2 separate regions of the Homo sapiens genome follow, and region 1 is linked to region 2. A link is a loop called in an ENCODE intact Hi-C map of the cell type or tissue named here. Cell type or tissue: HepG2. All regions are shown on one strand.

The links. Hi-C counts contacts between places; a loop is a spot of excess contacts. Peaks named below come from ENCODE experiments on the same cell type or tissue, not always from the same donor. Only the 100,000 strongest peaks of a DNase experiment are listed, where the experiment ranks them.
Region 1: a loop joins it to region 2, with 2.4 times the contacts of the local background. A loop is called at or near these places in 2 of 110 quality-filtered maps.

What each region holds. Positions count from the first base shown.
Region 1 is chr5:116,648,498-116,656,497 of GRCh38, forward strand. No RefSeq gene overlaps it. Among named protein-coding and RNA genes, the nearest start is that of SEMA6A, 78 kb to the left of the region's middle. RefSeq lists a silencer at 3,836-4,130 and enhancers at 3,836-4,130, 4,065-4,114. In HepG2, no CTCF peak of the experiment used is centred here; a DNase peak (open chromatin) is centred at 3,994.
Region 2 is chr5:116,943,442-116,951,441 of GRCh38, forward strand. The region is part of intron 1 of LOC105379137 (a long non-coding RNA gene); the gene reads right to left. Among named protein-coding and RNA genes, the nearest start is that of LINC02214, 190 kb to the left of the region's middle. RefSeq lists enhancers at 834-1,523, 2,216-2,905. In HepG2, a CTCF peak has its summit at 4,656 (motif pointing left); a DNase peak (open chromatin) is centred at 4,660.

The DNA of each region.
Region 1 (8,000 bases), 290 kb before region 2:
CAATCTTGGCTCACTGCAACCTCCGCCTTCTAGGTTCAAGTGATTCTCCTGCCTCAGCCTCCTGAAAGTAGCTGGGATTACAGGCATGTACCACCATGCCTGGCTAATTTTGTATTTTTAGTAGAGACGGGGTTCCTCCATGTTGTTCAGGCTAGTTTTGAACTCCCGACCTCAGGTGATCCACCCACCTTGGCCTCCCAAATTGCTGGGATTACAGGCTTGAGCCACTGTGCCTGGCCAAAACGGTACCTTTTAACATCAGAAGGGAAATGGAAGTTAGGCAGCCCAAACAACAGATGTATAGTCTACCATTAGTTCCTGCAGTCATCTAAATGGCCGGTAGCAGATTGGATCTTAAAGGCATTTAGGACATTCATTCAATACAAGTGCATCTTTTAACTAGCGATATATCTTATTTAAAAAAATCATCTTCATACCTACATTTGGAAAAGAATTATTATTTTTAAAAACAGCTTCATATTCATTAGCTGCTACTATACTTAAAAACTTGTTGAGGTAGATAGAAACAGAATTAACATGCCCTCTTCTGAGTTGAAAACTGGAGGTGCTGGATATTCAAGGCACTTGTCCCAGGTCACACTGATGCCTTAAAATTATAATCAGGGCTCCAGCTGAGTTTCCTTATGTATAGTTTCTGCACCTCCTGCCCCATCTAAAAAAGTCTCAGCATATATTAGGAAGCTGCATGACAGAAAGAACAGTGCTTTGGAAAGGTGAGATTCAAGTTTGGCTTCAACATCTGTGAGCTGGATGGTCTGCTTACCTGAGGCCTCCTGGCTGTCTCTCTCCCATGGATGACAAAAGAATAAGATGGCATAATAGATAAGACTTTAGAAAGTGTCACACAATTGTGAAATGTTATGATTTTCCTCATTCACACTCTAAATTCTCCTTATATGTGTAGGCATTTAGTGACATTATCATTGACTACTACACCATCTGCTAGTTGAGCATGTGAGCAGTATCAATGCAAGGTGTATTCTCTATGCTTATCAATATGGTTGAAATCAATGAACTCAGTGCTTCAAACCTGAATCACATTTTCTTCAATTTGTGTTGTTGCTACCTGCTAAGAATGCAGTAGTAAAGGTGTTCAATTTCCAAAGAATAATTAAGCAAGGACACTGTGTCCCATCTTTGATGAAATGCAGATTTCACATTAAAATCAGATCCTTCATTTTTAAAGGTTGAATAGAATAACACCTAAAAAAAGAATTCCAACTGGTTAAATTTAGGCTTCTGAAAAAAAAAAGTTTAATGTAAGATTATTCTTGGTACAGAAACATTTTCGCTTGGCTGTGAATTGGATACATTTGAAAATCATTTTAAGCTCTTGCTTTTGGAATTGTGTGTGATCAGGGAGATCATCAAACAAATGTCAATAGGCATGGTAGACTCAGTAACACTGCTTCCCTCATTCTAATGAGCTATTTTATGAGAATAGGTTAAGGTAGTTTCTGCTTTGGAAAAGGGGGTCTTCTGATTGCAGGTATGTTTGCAGTGATTGGTCACAAAAGGCTGATAGTATTATTGTAGGTGTTGGCCTCCCCATTCAAGCTTGGCTCACTCCAGCGCCTGGAACAGACACTTGTCTTGCTTATTTAAAACTTATCTACCTATCCCTATGAATCTGAAGTACCATATGGCACATGTAGCCTTTTCAAGAGACATGCCAACTGATGTCTCTGTTGCATATCTTATGCATATAATTATAATAATAGATTAGATTTAATGAACTTATTCTATGTACCAGATACCTGGCTGATCACTATACATATTTATTTTTACCTCGTGCCATGAACATAGAAATCATTGAAGAAGATAAAGTGACTTACCTGGCCATTTTATGGCCATTTAGCACCTATAAACTTGGCCATCGCTGGCTTAGAGGAGGAAAAAAATATTTAAAAAAAAACATTTTTTCTTCAAACATAGAAATTTTTGTTTTCTTGCTGCTTTGCCAAAGAAAGAGCTCTAAACAAAAAACGAGGATAGTTCTTTCCCATCCTATCCTGTTGCGTTATCATCTCCCAGATTGGATGAAGAGGGTAAAGACTCATGCCAGCCCCTCTAATGCCTCAAACCCTGTGTGCTGTAATAGACTCAAAACAGGAAAGAAAGGAGAACAGTTCTCATCCCTGTCCCATGCCACTCCTGCCAGACAGAACTGTTGGCATATGCCCAACTGGGCAGGCGGCCCTTTTTGTGACTCTTTCCTTTGGCTACCCGCGAAACCTGGTCATGGCGTCAGCCTTGGAGGACCTTTCCCGGAGAGCCATGAAGCCACTAGGCTGCCTTCCCTGCTGTGGGCCTTGGGGCTTCAGTCATGGCTCTGTTGACAGGAGAGTAGCTGAATTATAATAATAACCTTTCCTTCCACCTCACGGGGGTGTCGTTAGCATGAGATGACATAATAGATGTAAAAGTTTTTTTGAACAGTATAAAAATATAAGTCAAAATAATAAAAGAACGAAGAGCATTATGATTACAATGATGTCAGAGTGCTCCATCCCAGGATCGTTTGAGCTGTCAATGACAGAACAAATTCTCTCTGCAGGCCCCAGGGTTTTCACTCAAGGTTTTAGCAGATTTGTCTAAAACTAGCCACTCTCTTAGTCAGAGAAACAGAAGAATGGAAAAAGTTCAGTGAGCTGCTATTTGGGGCCAGATACTACCCCAAAGTTTCTCTCACACATATACACACACATTTGCATATCCACAGGTACGTAAGACATACACATAGGAAACATGTAAATGTTGACAGAGGGGAAAAATATAATCCAGATGTAGTGGCAACTTCTCTGCGCCTATAGATCTGGGTCAGATTATCTTAAGCCCCAACTCTGCAGCAGGCATAGCACCCCTAAGTCTTTCCAAAATTTCTGCAGTTTCCCCAGGTGTCTAGTGGTTATGCCAGCTTTTATGGTTTCTGTCCTTGGGTTTCCATTTCTTACAGGCAGCAGACTCTGCTGCCTAACATGGACAACACAGAGAAGCTCAGGCTTTGATTTCAACAATCAACATAATCCGTCCCAAATATACTAGTAGATTTTGCTGGAATGAATAGGAGTTAAGTGGATGTGCAGGTGGGATTGAATTTACACAGCAACAGTGAGGTTTATGTGGCAACACTGATCAGTTCAGGAGGTACAATCCATGCTGAAATGTCTGTTGATCACCCCTTTCCAGGGGGTATTGAGAGCCTTTCTCCAAGCGCCTGCTCTTCTCCCTGTTCCTCCTCACTTCTCCCCACGCCCCACATTCCTAATCCCACATCCCATATCCCCATTTTAGAAGCCAATAACTGGTTTTCTTTCCCTGTCTCAAGCAGAACAACCCTCCCAATCCCTGAGTGGTGGGTGGGGCTACTTCTGTTCCACGGATGCTCTTTCAAAAACTGAAGGAGGCTTCCCAAGTGAATCTAGACAATAAATTGTCTTTGCCTCCTTCCACAAGTGTGAAATAATTACATATTACCCAAATCCTGCAGCCCATCAGGGCTGAACACAGATTACAAAATCATATTCAATACTGTTTAACAGTAACTTTAAATGGATCACTCACTGAAATCTTGAGGTTTAAACACAATCGTTTTGAAAATCTAGCTGAGCTCTATGTTGCTCTGTTATTCTGCTGAGAGAAGGAGGGGAGACGGGTTTATTCCTGTCAGTAAAAAAAAAAAAAAAAAAAAAAAAAAGATGAACTGTGTAAAAATAATGTAAGGGGAACACCCACTATTCCTGTCCCTTCTCAAATGTCACGTCACATTGATCCTGGTGAGCCAGGAAGTCACTTAATGCATTCTTTAAAAAGTCAGACTGTCCAGGGAAAGGACACCTTCTTTCACTTCCAATCAGCCAACCCATCACTCCTTTCCTCCATTTGTAAGTCTGTGGAGTAACTTAAAAGGCATGAGTCATGTTCTGAAAATCAAACATGCGCATGCAGAGCATGCAAAATGAACCGCGGAGAGAGTCGGCATTAGAGACACAATGCGGCCTTTGTGAAACATGACAACATCCCTGGGGACCGAGGCTTCTGAGTGTTGCTGAACTGAGGAGAGTAATAACAGGGTCCAGGGTTTGCCAGAGAGTGTGTCATAACATGGAGATTTTAGGAAAAGTGTGGAGTCCCTTTAATCAGCTCTGAGAGGAGCTTGCTAATAGTGCCTTTTTGTCAGTTGTTTATGTGGTGGGTGGGTCAACATCAGAACTTTACCCTTTTATTGTTATGAAAATTTGTAGACTGTTTATCTATTTTCTTTCCCTTTTCCAAGGAAACATTTGCAAAATGTTAATTACAGAGATTCTAGCTTTACCTTTCCTGAAAGATGAATTCTGAAACATTACTTTTACTTGGGATCACCTCTCTTAATTGGGGGACTTTAGTTTCAATGACTTTGCCTGTCACTCTGAGCAGGGTTTGTGCTCCAAAGGAATCTCTTGGGATCTACCATTTGTCTGGGAGACAGGGATATTATTTTGGGCTGTGAAGTCTGTTTGCTAAAAAAAGTGCTGGGAGGATACCAACCACACACAAATGTAGGAATTTCTACTTGTTAAGCCTTTCCGTCTGCAGGGGAGTTGTTGCATTATTTCTTACAGCTGTTGTTCAGTGAGAGAGTAGTACGTTTGAGTCTCTGATCTCATCTCCCAAAGTTTATTGTGAAACTTTCATATGAGCACCTGTGTTCCTGGATTACAAAATGACACCATTAGGCAATTCTTATTGTCGTGGATAATTGCCATAGAAAGGGGAATAGGATAGAGGACTAGAAAAAAGAATGAAAGTAAACACTTATGGGGAATATTGTGCTTTAGAAAAAGGCATTGCAATGTAATAGCATGATGATTTTAATCCCAGATTCATAGTGATTTAATGAAATAAGCAGCATCCATAGGCTCAAAACATATGTTTACAGAGGTAGATGGAATAGCAGATATTTCTGTTGTAGTGATTTTTTTGTGTCCAAAGTGTATCTTCAAAAGGCATATAGTCCTTTGAGTTCTGAAAATACCAATAGTTTTCTTTTTATGCTCGTTGTGTTTAGCACTCATTGTTTTATCTTGGAAGACACTTTCTATTTCTATGTACAGCCATCATAGTAGGATTTACATTTCAGCCGGCAGCAATCCCTAAGACTATAGAAAAGCTGGAAGGAATAAGAAGACTTCTTATTTTAGCTATCATAGATGATGATTGGGTTCATAAAGGACTTAAGATATAATGATAGGGAAAATTCATAACCTAATGCTTTCAAGTCAATTTCATGTTCCGCTTTTAATTAGAATCAGCCTTCTCTCTTTTTCATTTGCTATGTAACATACCTTTCCTTAATTTCTGGGGGGAAAACCCTCTCGAAACAGGGGTGAAAACTGTTGATTTAGAATCATGTCATAAAATAGAACTAAAGGAAAGGGGTGAACTGACTGCCTCAGACTGAAACAGAGCTCTTCAGGGTTGATCCCACTGATTGTACTGTTGATGGCAGAGAGAGAGCAAGGCAAACACAAAATTGTTAATGTGGCAACTAACACAATCCTAACCATAAATACTTGCCAAAGCCGGAATGCAGAATTTCAATGAACCCACCTAGTCTTTTATCCCACTGACATAATTTAAATCATGGGGCTGGTTTCCACACATGACTAGAAACCCCACCTCAGTGTGGTTTTCAATATAATGTTCACCTCATCATATATTGATTTCCAAATCTTTGGTCCCTAACTTTTCTTTACAAGGCTTTGGTTTTCTCCAATTACAGAATCTTGTTTAATTTATGCATGTAATTCTCAATGTTTCTTTGAGTACAGACCTCAGAAAGTGTTAGTGAATAAAAAGATTCAGCAATTGCAGTTTAACATTGTCCTGTCCCGAGCTCTTGAATTCTACTTCCTTCAGTCTTCATTTACCCCTACACTAGGATACAGTGGCCACTTTTTCCCCATGAACTTCTTCATGTTTTTTGACTTAAAGAAAAACTCTTATTTTTTGGTATTTTTTCAAATTTGAAGAAGGAGATTAGAAGATTCTGATGTTATTCTAAATGAATGTTAAAAAAAAAAAAAAAAGCCCAGCTCTCAGAAATGAAGGTAATATAGAACTGAATAAAAACCAAAACACAGTTTGAATAAATAAAATTCACCAGATTTTTTTCTTGGATATCAGCCTTTTTATGATTTTGGGCGCCTAGTCACTGAAAAGCTTTGTTCATTTTTTTTTTTTAAACATAGTAACATATATAGATATTGCAGTAGCTAATTGCAATTATTCACCCTAGACAAAGACAAAAAAATGAGTTTTTGTTTTTCTAATTTCTTAGCTTGTGTGCAAAGTTGCCATTCCAGATGGGGCCCATTATGTGATGTTGTATTTCAAAGGGAAACATTTCTTAAAGTTGCTGAAAAAAATGTTTATTAAGGAAATAAGAGCTGCTGAAGCAAAGACACGTGTTATCTATTTCGTCAATTAGTGGCAAAATTCTGGTAGTATTCCTAAAGAGCTGCAGGGGTTCTAATTGAAATATTCTAATCCTTCCTCTTCCCAACCCACCGAATACCATTGTCAGTAGGGGGAAAGAATCATAGAATTAAATTCTAGGTAAAACCATTTCTGATTTTGTAGCAATGAGAAAGGGTTGCACTATTTTTGGTTCTTGCATCATTTATTAGAAGTTTTTCTCAGTAGGACAGCAAGCAATTATCTGAAGCAGCTGGGTTATGTGAAGGACTGATCACATGTTATAACACACAGAGGAATTAAGGATTATGGAAAGATGAACAATGTAATTATGCTCATGGAGTGTCACTTATTAATTTTAAGGTGAGATTTGTAATAATTTCATAATAGCTATAACAGTCGGAGCAAATGTCTGGATTTGTAAGGGTCTCCAAGGTTTAAAATTGGTTCATAAATTTAATTTTGTTAAAATGTGGTTCCAGTTGCTAGAAAGTTTTTGTTTCAAGGAGAATGAAATCCTGCAAGCGATGAAGGCAAAATCTAAAGCTTAAAGTTCTTGTTTTAACAACTTTTATTCATCGCAACTCCATTTCCTTCCTGGGTTAGTGTAGAGATGGATTCATAAAGGATAGCTCACAACTATCTTGTATTTCCTATGAGTAATTGTGCAAAGGTGAAAAGATGACATAATCACAGCAATTAACTTCTTTTCTGGCTCCACTATGGTAATTATTAAGAAACATCACTTGTGGGAAGCCCAGCAATCACCCCAAAATCAGGGCTACCTCTGCTTTTCCGAAGTACCTTCCCTAATCTGTTTAGTATAGTTTCTCTCTGTTACACTTTTAATTGCCTCTTTCACTCTCTTTATTCCAGTTTTCTTATTAACATTATTGCTAATTAGGAATCTAAAGTAGGCCGCCTTTTCAAAACAGAAATGACGACCGTTTCTTTTCCAGGTAAGTGGGTGGTATTTGCAGCAAGCAATTAAAATGCACTTTACCCAATTAAAAAAAAAAGACTAATGATAACAATAGTTAAAAAACAACATCACAAAATGACGGTGAAAAACTTAAGTGATCTCGAAATTAAGCTATGTTAGTCAGCTGTTATGTGACCAGAAAATAATGCGTTACAGATAACACAGTTTTCTAAGCAGTGGTTGTTTGGCCATCTGACATAAAGTAAAAAATGAAAGAAAATAAAATCATAATTCTCCCAAGTCTATTATATTTTTAAATTTTTTACAGCTACTAGATAGCTATAGGGTTTTAATTTTCATTTTTGAGTATTTTTTTTTCCAAATGGAAATAGCTTTATTTTTTTTAGCCTATCAATGTAATGGGTACTCACTATTAATAATTCAAATAAAGTAAAAATTACCCCAAATCCCCAGTGAAAAACTGCTAAAATTTAGTGTCTATATTTACAGTACTTTTTATTTGACATATGAGTGTAGAAAACAGGTACAAATAAATGCAAATATATTTTAGTAAAAATTCATTTATTCAACAATATTT
Region 2 (8,000 bases):
AAGTTTGTTTTCAACTCTGAGCTCCACTTGGCTACAAGATGATAGTTGTTGTTACTGCTATGGTCATATTTGCTGCCATTTTTACTGTACTCCTTTCTGAAACGTCAAGGCCCTAGAGTGCTGGCATGTTGGTGTATATGACAGAGCAGAGTCAGGAATCTGAGGACACCAAAGGAAAAATGGAAAAACTCCCACAAGGAAGAGAGAGATTATGCTTAAAATATGTATCTTTATGAAAACATGCCGAACTCTCCCTATCCATTACAACCAGATCCATTGCTTTAAAATGGTACCTTTATGAAGTCATCCCCTTATTCAAAAACTATGAAGGCTTCCCCATGCCTATAGCATAAAGACTGAATACTGCATTTGGGCCTTCAAGACTTGCCGCAGCTGGCCTTCCTCTACAACTCAAAACGCACCTGCCCCATTTTCACTACACGTAAGGTTCTTTATCTCTACGTTATGGCTTTCCTTCCTGATGACGTGGTAAGCACTTTGTTGTCAGAGATCTGCTTTATTTACTTTTATATCAATTAAAGCATCAATGTCTGCCTTTTTTGCCCCTTTCTGGAGAAATCATCTATGCCCCACTCCCTCCTTTGGGCCAAGGTTAACACAACCTCTTCCCTTCCTTAATCTTGACAAGGCAGCAGCTACAGCCCTAGTTGAGTCAGAGCTGCAAGTTAAACTGTTTGTCCTAGATCAGGCAGGTTGTATGCCAGAGATGAGTCCAAACCATGCTGTGCATTCAAGCCACAGACCTTTCCTCTTCCAGAGCATTGATCTGTGTTTTGCACGTAGGCTCCCATCTTGGTTTCTTTCCTTATCACCCCAGTGAATCATCTGGTGGCCCAGAATCACCATGCTCTTCACCTGCATTAAACTACCGCTTGCCTGATTGCACTCACACAGCTGCCACACCCTCCCCACCATTTAACCTCGTAAACTTGTTTTGGCCTTATAAGCATCAAGACCTGCCTAACTCTGCCCCAGCTGGAAACCATGCCTTGCATTGCTCAACTTCCTTTGTCGAGCATTCTGATCCTAGATAAGTATCTTTGCAAGCTGCCTAACTATTCCTGGATTCTAGAGTTTTGTTTCCCAAGCATATTCACATACTTTCCAACTGCATAGCGTTTAGCAGAAGGCAAAACTGTTGTTTCCCTAAGAAAATTTTAAATTCCTATTTCCCTGGAGACATAATAGGTAACATGCCCTGAAAATGTCCTGTGTGTCTATGACTTAGTGCACTGAATTCAAAAGAGTTCCTGAAGGGTGAAATCATTAGCATATTTTATAATATTCAAAGATCATTGACAATAAGGGAATTGTATATAACCTGCTAAATGTGTTGTTAATAGTGTTAGAAATTTTAAGTGGAAAAACAGGTATTGATAACATTTAGGATGAGTCAATACAGAAACTCTAAGTATTCTGAAATTCAGAAAATTTCACCTGGATTTGGTGTCTACTTAAATGATATACATGTCTCAAATAAGAATATTATTTCTGCTTCATGTTTTTGAGAGGAATAACTAATTGCATTATGTACCTGAGATTATTTTTATTTATTTACATCATTTGTTTTTATAATTACAGTATTTTTTTTTTTTAGATAGAGTTTCACTCTTTTGCCCAGGCTGGAGTGCAGTGGTGTGATCTCAGCTCACTGCAACCTCTGCCTCCTGGGTTCAAGCGATTCTCCTGCCTCAGCCTCCCGAGTCGCTGGAATTACAGGTGTGCGCCACCACGGTGCCTGACTAATTTTTGTATTTTTAATAGAGACAGGGTCTCGCCATGTTGGCTAGGCTGGTCTTGAACTCCTGACCTCAGGTGATCCACCCGCCTTGGCTTCCCAAAGTGCCGGGATTACAGGCGTGAGCCACTGTGCCCTGCTATAATTACAATTAAAAGGTGTCTTTTGGAGGATATAAGAAGAAAAACTATTAGTCAAAAAAGCAAAACATTTGCTATAATCATATATCCCCCAATCATAATGATTATCATTCTCCTCTCTTTCGCTCTCCCTTTCACGTCACCATACATATCATTTCTTACCAAAATTAAATCCTTCTTTACATACATTTTGTACCTAGCTTTTATAATTGGCAAAAGTCTATGAACATATTTTCATACTAACATATATTCATATTATCTCCTGTAATGACCCTATGCGGTTCCTTTCATGTGCGTCCATGTGAAGAGACCACCAAACAGGCTTTGTGTGAGCAATAAAGCTTTTAATCACCTGGGTGCAGGCGGGCTGAGTCCAAAAAGAGAGTCAACGAAGGGAGATAAGGGTGGGGCTGTTTTACAGGATTTGGGTAGATAAAGGAAAATTACAGTCAAAGGGGATTTGTTCGCTGGCGGGCAAGAGTGGGGGTCGCAAGGTGCTCAGTGGGGGAGATTTTTGAGCCACGATGAGCCAGGAAAAGGACTTTCACAAGGTAATGTCATCACTTAAGGCAAGGACCGGCCATTTTCACTTCTTTTGTGGTGGAATGTCATCAGTTAAGGCAGGAACAGGCCGTTTTCATTTCTTTTGTGGTGGAATGTCATCAGTTAAGGCAAGGACCGGCCATTTTCAGTTCTTTTGTGGTGGAATGTCATCAGTTAAGGCGGGGCAGGGCATTTTCACTTCTTTTGTGATTCTTAGTTACTTCAGGCCATCTGGGCGTATACGTGCAAGTCACCGGGGATGCGATGGCTTGGCTTGGGCTCAGAGGCCTGACAGTTCCTTGTATTGATTCCCTGTAGTACCACTAGTCTCTTATGAATGGATATCACAGGGACTCATCTTTTTGCTATTTTTAAAATGTTGCGAAAATATCCTTTGGTCTACATCTTTGAGATCTAGTTTTTTTTTTTTTTCCTGTAAATATGCAGAAGTAGATGACTGGTGCAAAGAATAGGTAGTTTTCAGCTTTCAGATATTTACTGCCAAATTGCTCTCAAGAAAATTTGCTTCATGTTATCTTCCCTATGGCAGGGGATGGATGGGACGGCTCTTTTCTGGAGACCCCACTGTAGTTCTATTGATTAACAGGGCTCTTGTAAATTTCTGTCAAGCTGACAGGCAAAAAATATTGTGTATTGTTTTATTTTGTTTATCTAATGTATTCGTTAATTTAACAGTTATTTGTTGAGTACCTATTATGTACCAGGAACTCTTCAAGGGGTGAAGGGAAAGTATAAAACAAGACAGAAGATTTCCTTTCTTCCATGAGGATATAATTCTAGTGGGAGAACCAATAAGCAAACCAGCAGAAGAATCTTAGACTGGGAGACGTGCTAAGCTGAGAACTGGGGCAGCCGGTGCCTGGGGAGCTACACTGGAACTGTGATTGTGAAACCAATTCAAAGAGGTAGCATTTACAGTGAGACCTGAATGACAAGAAGGAGCCAGATGTGCAGTGATTCTCCAGGAAGGAGTTCCAGGTATCGAGAACAGCTGGCATAAATGTTTGAAGGTGGGTATAGCAGCACTATTCACAATAGCCAGAAGGTGGAAACAACCCTAACGTCCATCAGCAGTTGAATGGATAAACAAAATGTGGTATATCCATGCTATGGAATATTATTCAGCCTTAAAAACAAATGAAGGACTGATACATGATAATGTCAGGCCTCCGAGCCCAAGCCAAGCCATCTCATCCCCTGTGACTTGCACGTATACATCCAGATGGCCTGAAGTAACTGAAGATCCACAAAAGAAGTAAAAATAGCCTGAACTGATGACATTCCACCATTGTGATTTGTTCCTGCCCCACCCTAACTGATCAATGTAGTTTGTAATCTTCCCACCCTTAAGAAGGTTCTTTGTAATTCTCCCCACCCTTGAGAATGTACTTTGTGAGATCCACCCCTGCCCACAAAACATTGCTCTTAACTTCACCGCCCATCCCAAAACCTGTAAGAACTAATGATAATCCATCTCCCTTCGCTGACTCTTTTCGGACTCAGCCCACCTGCACCCAGGTGAAATAAACAGCCATGCTGCTCACACAAAACCTGTTTGGTGGTCTCTTCACACGGACACACATGAAACTATGACTTGGATGAACCTTGAAAACATTAGGTTAAGTGAAAGAAGCCAGTCACAAAAGAAGCCAGTCACATACATATTGTGTGATTCCTTTTATATGAACTATCTGGAATAGATTAGTCCATAGAGACAGAAAGGAGATTAATCATTGCCAGGGGCTGGGGTGGTGGTGGAGAATGACTGCGTAATTTGTATCGAGTTTTCTACAGGTGTGATGAAAATGTTTTCGAAACAGGTAAGGGTGATTGTTGAGGACATTGCGAATGTACTAAATGCCACTGAATTGTATACTTTAAAATCGTTCGTTGTTATGCGAGTATTAGCTCAATTTTTAAAAATGTGCTAAGGTGAGTATAAACTTGCTTGGTGAGAACAGAAGGGCTGGAGTTAGGTACATGTGAGAATGAAAGGAAGGTAGATGTGAGTTTTCTCTCCCAGGAGCAGAAATCTTTTGCATCTACCCCTTTCCTAGTAACAGTGGCTCTTTCCCTAGATCCTGTGGGAAAGATGGCTTCCCACCTCCTCCCCGGCGATAGACTTGTCTTAACCTGCATCCCTCCCGGTAAGCAATGAGTGTATGCCTGGACCCTGGGGCAGGAGAGTTTGCTGCCCTCTGCTGGCAGATACGGCATCTGCTTCATAGGAGAGAAGGGTCTGGGGAAATAGGAAGTGTGTTTTCTCTCCCCAGCAGCTGTTGATCACTTCCTGCAGGCTGCATCATCCGGCTAACTTTGCGGAGTAGAGGTGGGAGATTTCTCTTCTGCCTCCTTTGTTCTGCCTGCAGGCTTTCTTGTGGGAAAGCAAGGTAGCCAGGGAGCCCACACTTCTATGAGTCTGGAGTTCCCGGCTATTCTATACTGACAGTCTAGTCCATGCTTGGCCTTAATGAATTTCTTAAAATTTTAGTTGATTTCTCCTTACTTGCTTGTATGCTGCCTACTTCTTTTTCTCGTGCTCTGTCGAAGATGAAATAGTTATATGCCTTGTCTGTGCTTGGGAGGGTTTACGTCTCCTTGGAATTTAGTTCACTTAGTGCCTAGATTGCTCAGCTCCAGAGAAGGTATGATTTTGTAGGTCATCTGTTTTTTTCTTATCGTTAAGTTTGGAGTGATATTAACTTATGGCTTTCTACAGTCGAAGTGGAAGTATGTGTGTGTGTGTGTGTGTATATATATATATATATGTTTGATCTATGTATAGATTTTCCACTCCAATCCATAGATCCAATCCACTGTTTTTCCACAGTGCCACTAAGTTTTAATTACTATAGTTTTATAATATACTTTAACCAGTAGGATAATTTCTCTCTCATTATTCATCTTTAATGAAAAAAAGATCTGGGTTATTCTTGTTTTTTTTTTTTCTTCTAAGTGATCAGCAGGATTATCTTTCAAGTTCTCCAGGAGATCTCATTGAAATTTTTATTGGGATTATGTTAAATATTAGAGTAGTTCTTTGTCAGCATTTTCAAATTCTTGAAGGACTATTTAGAATTCTAATTCTTCTTGGGTTAAATATGATAATTTATACTTTCTAAAATATACATTATCAAGGTTTTCACATATAGTAAAATATATTCACATTTTATAAAATATTTTCTATAGGATTTTAAAATCTATAGTTCTCTAGTTATATTTGTTTAAAATTTTTTTGATTTTTAGTTTATTTGCATATATCGTAGAGGTATATATTTATGGGGCACATGAGATATTTTGGTACAGACAGGCACAGTGTAATAATACCATCATGAAAAATGAGGTATCCATCCCCTAAGCCTTTATCCTTTGTATTTCAAACAATCCAATTATACTCTTTTAGTTATTTTGAAATGTACAGTTGAATTATTATTGACTATAATCCTGTTGCACAATCTGATTATATTTCATTTCTGATTTTTTATTCTACCTGATAAATCTTTCCAGAGTTTATCTTTTTCAGTATGCATTTTGCAAACATCCAGCTCTGAGGTTTATTCTACTGTTGCTTTCCTGAACCTCAACTTTCTCAGCTGCTAAGTTGAAGATAATAGTATTGACTTCACAGGATTGTCTTAAGGTTTTGATGAGACAATAAAAGTAAACATTTTGGGCTGGGCGCAGTGGCTCATGCCTGTAATCCCAGCACTTTGGGAGGCCGAGGCGGGCGGATCATGAGGTCAGGAGATCGAGACCATCCTGGCTAACACGGTGAAATCCCGTCTCTACTAAAAACTACAAAAAAAAAAAGAAAATTAGCCGGGCATGGTGGTGGGCACCTGTAGTCCCAGCTACTCAGGAGGCTGAGACAGGAGAATGGCGTGAACCCAGGAGGCGGAGCTTGCAGTGAGCCGAGATCGTGCCACTGCACTCCAGCCTGGGTGACAGTGCGAGAGAGCGAGACTCTGTCTGAAATAAATAAATAAATAAATAAATAAATAAATAAATAAATAAAATAAACGTTTTGGCATAGTGTTGGTCACATGGTTAAGATTCAAAAAATAATCCAATGATCATCACTGGATTCTGTTTTTAAACATATTCATTCTCCTCTTCCTCTTCTTTAGGTTAATTTTACAACTTTTATTCAAAAGCCTTGAATTTCATACTAATTTAAAGCTATTTATTTATTTATTTATTTATTTATTTATTTATTTATTTTTTCTCAGTGTAGGCTTACCCATATCCTATAAATTTAGCTTTGAGGGATAACATTAAAGTTTCTAAGCCAGGCATGGTGGCCTAGAAACTGTAACCCCAACATGTTGAGAGGCCAAGGCGGGTGGATCACCCAAGGTCATTTCAAGACCACCCTGGCCAACATGGTGAGAACCCATCTTTACTAAAAATACAAAAATTAGCTGGGCGTGGTGGCAGGCACCTGTAGTCCCAGCTACTCAGGAGGGTGAGGCGGGAGAATTGCTTGAACCCGGGAGGAGGAGGTTGCAGTGAGCCAAGATGGCACCGTGGCACTCCAGCCTGGGCAACAAGAGTGAAACTCTGTCTTAAAAAATAAAAATGAATAAAAATAAAAAATAAAGTTTCTGAATTGATTGTAATTAAAGCATTGATTTTCTTCTTGGGTCAACAATCATTTAAAATAATAGTTTTGAGAGATTTCTGTTTTGTTTTGTCCTAATTTTCAAATTCATTTACTATTTTTATTAAGAAATATGATCTATTTTTACTACTGAGCATTTATTGAGGTATTTTGTAATACCTCAAGATCAATGGAAAGAATCTTTATTCTCTGTTTGAATAGTACAAAGCATCATATATACTGACAGTAACGAATGAGAAATTATAAAATTTAACTTTCTTATGCTCTAAAGCTAAGGAAAAGACTTTTAAATGCTGATAGCTGAACGAGCAATTAAGTTTGGCTGAAGTGAGGCTGAACGAGCAATTAAGTTTGGCTGAGGTGGAAAACTATTTTAAAAATAAAGGCTTCATAGATGAGATTTGGGTATGAAGAAAGCTTAAACTTGTAAACAAAATAGGAAAAGATGAAAAAGGGCAAAAACAATATTAACATGTTTTTGTTTTGTTTTTTCCCCAAAGGATATAATGAGCTTTTCTCTACATAAATGAATCTTTTTGTCAGCTTAGGAAAAATTTCTTCTATTATATATGTCAGTATTGTTTTTTGTTCCACTTGTTCCATTATGTTCTTTGAGAACCCAAATTGTTTATGTTTAATTTTGTTTCTCTTTTCTATCTATAAACTTCGTCATTGTTTTCTTCTGAATTTTGGGAAACCTCCTTGAGATTTTCCTCTCTATCGCTCATTAGATTTTTCACATAGTCTTTCCCTTTGTTGACTCCAAAATGAATTTTATTGTTTTTATTTTAAGCCATTAATTCCCTAGTAAGTTATGCTCTTTTTTTTTTATCTATTGTATCTCTTACAAGTTCCTCCTCAGCTTTATTATTATGATTATTTTTGCATTATGCTGAGCATGCAATTTCCTGGAACT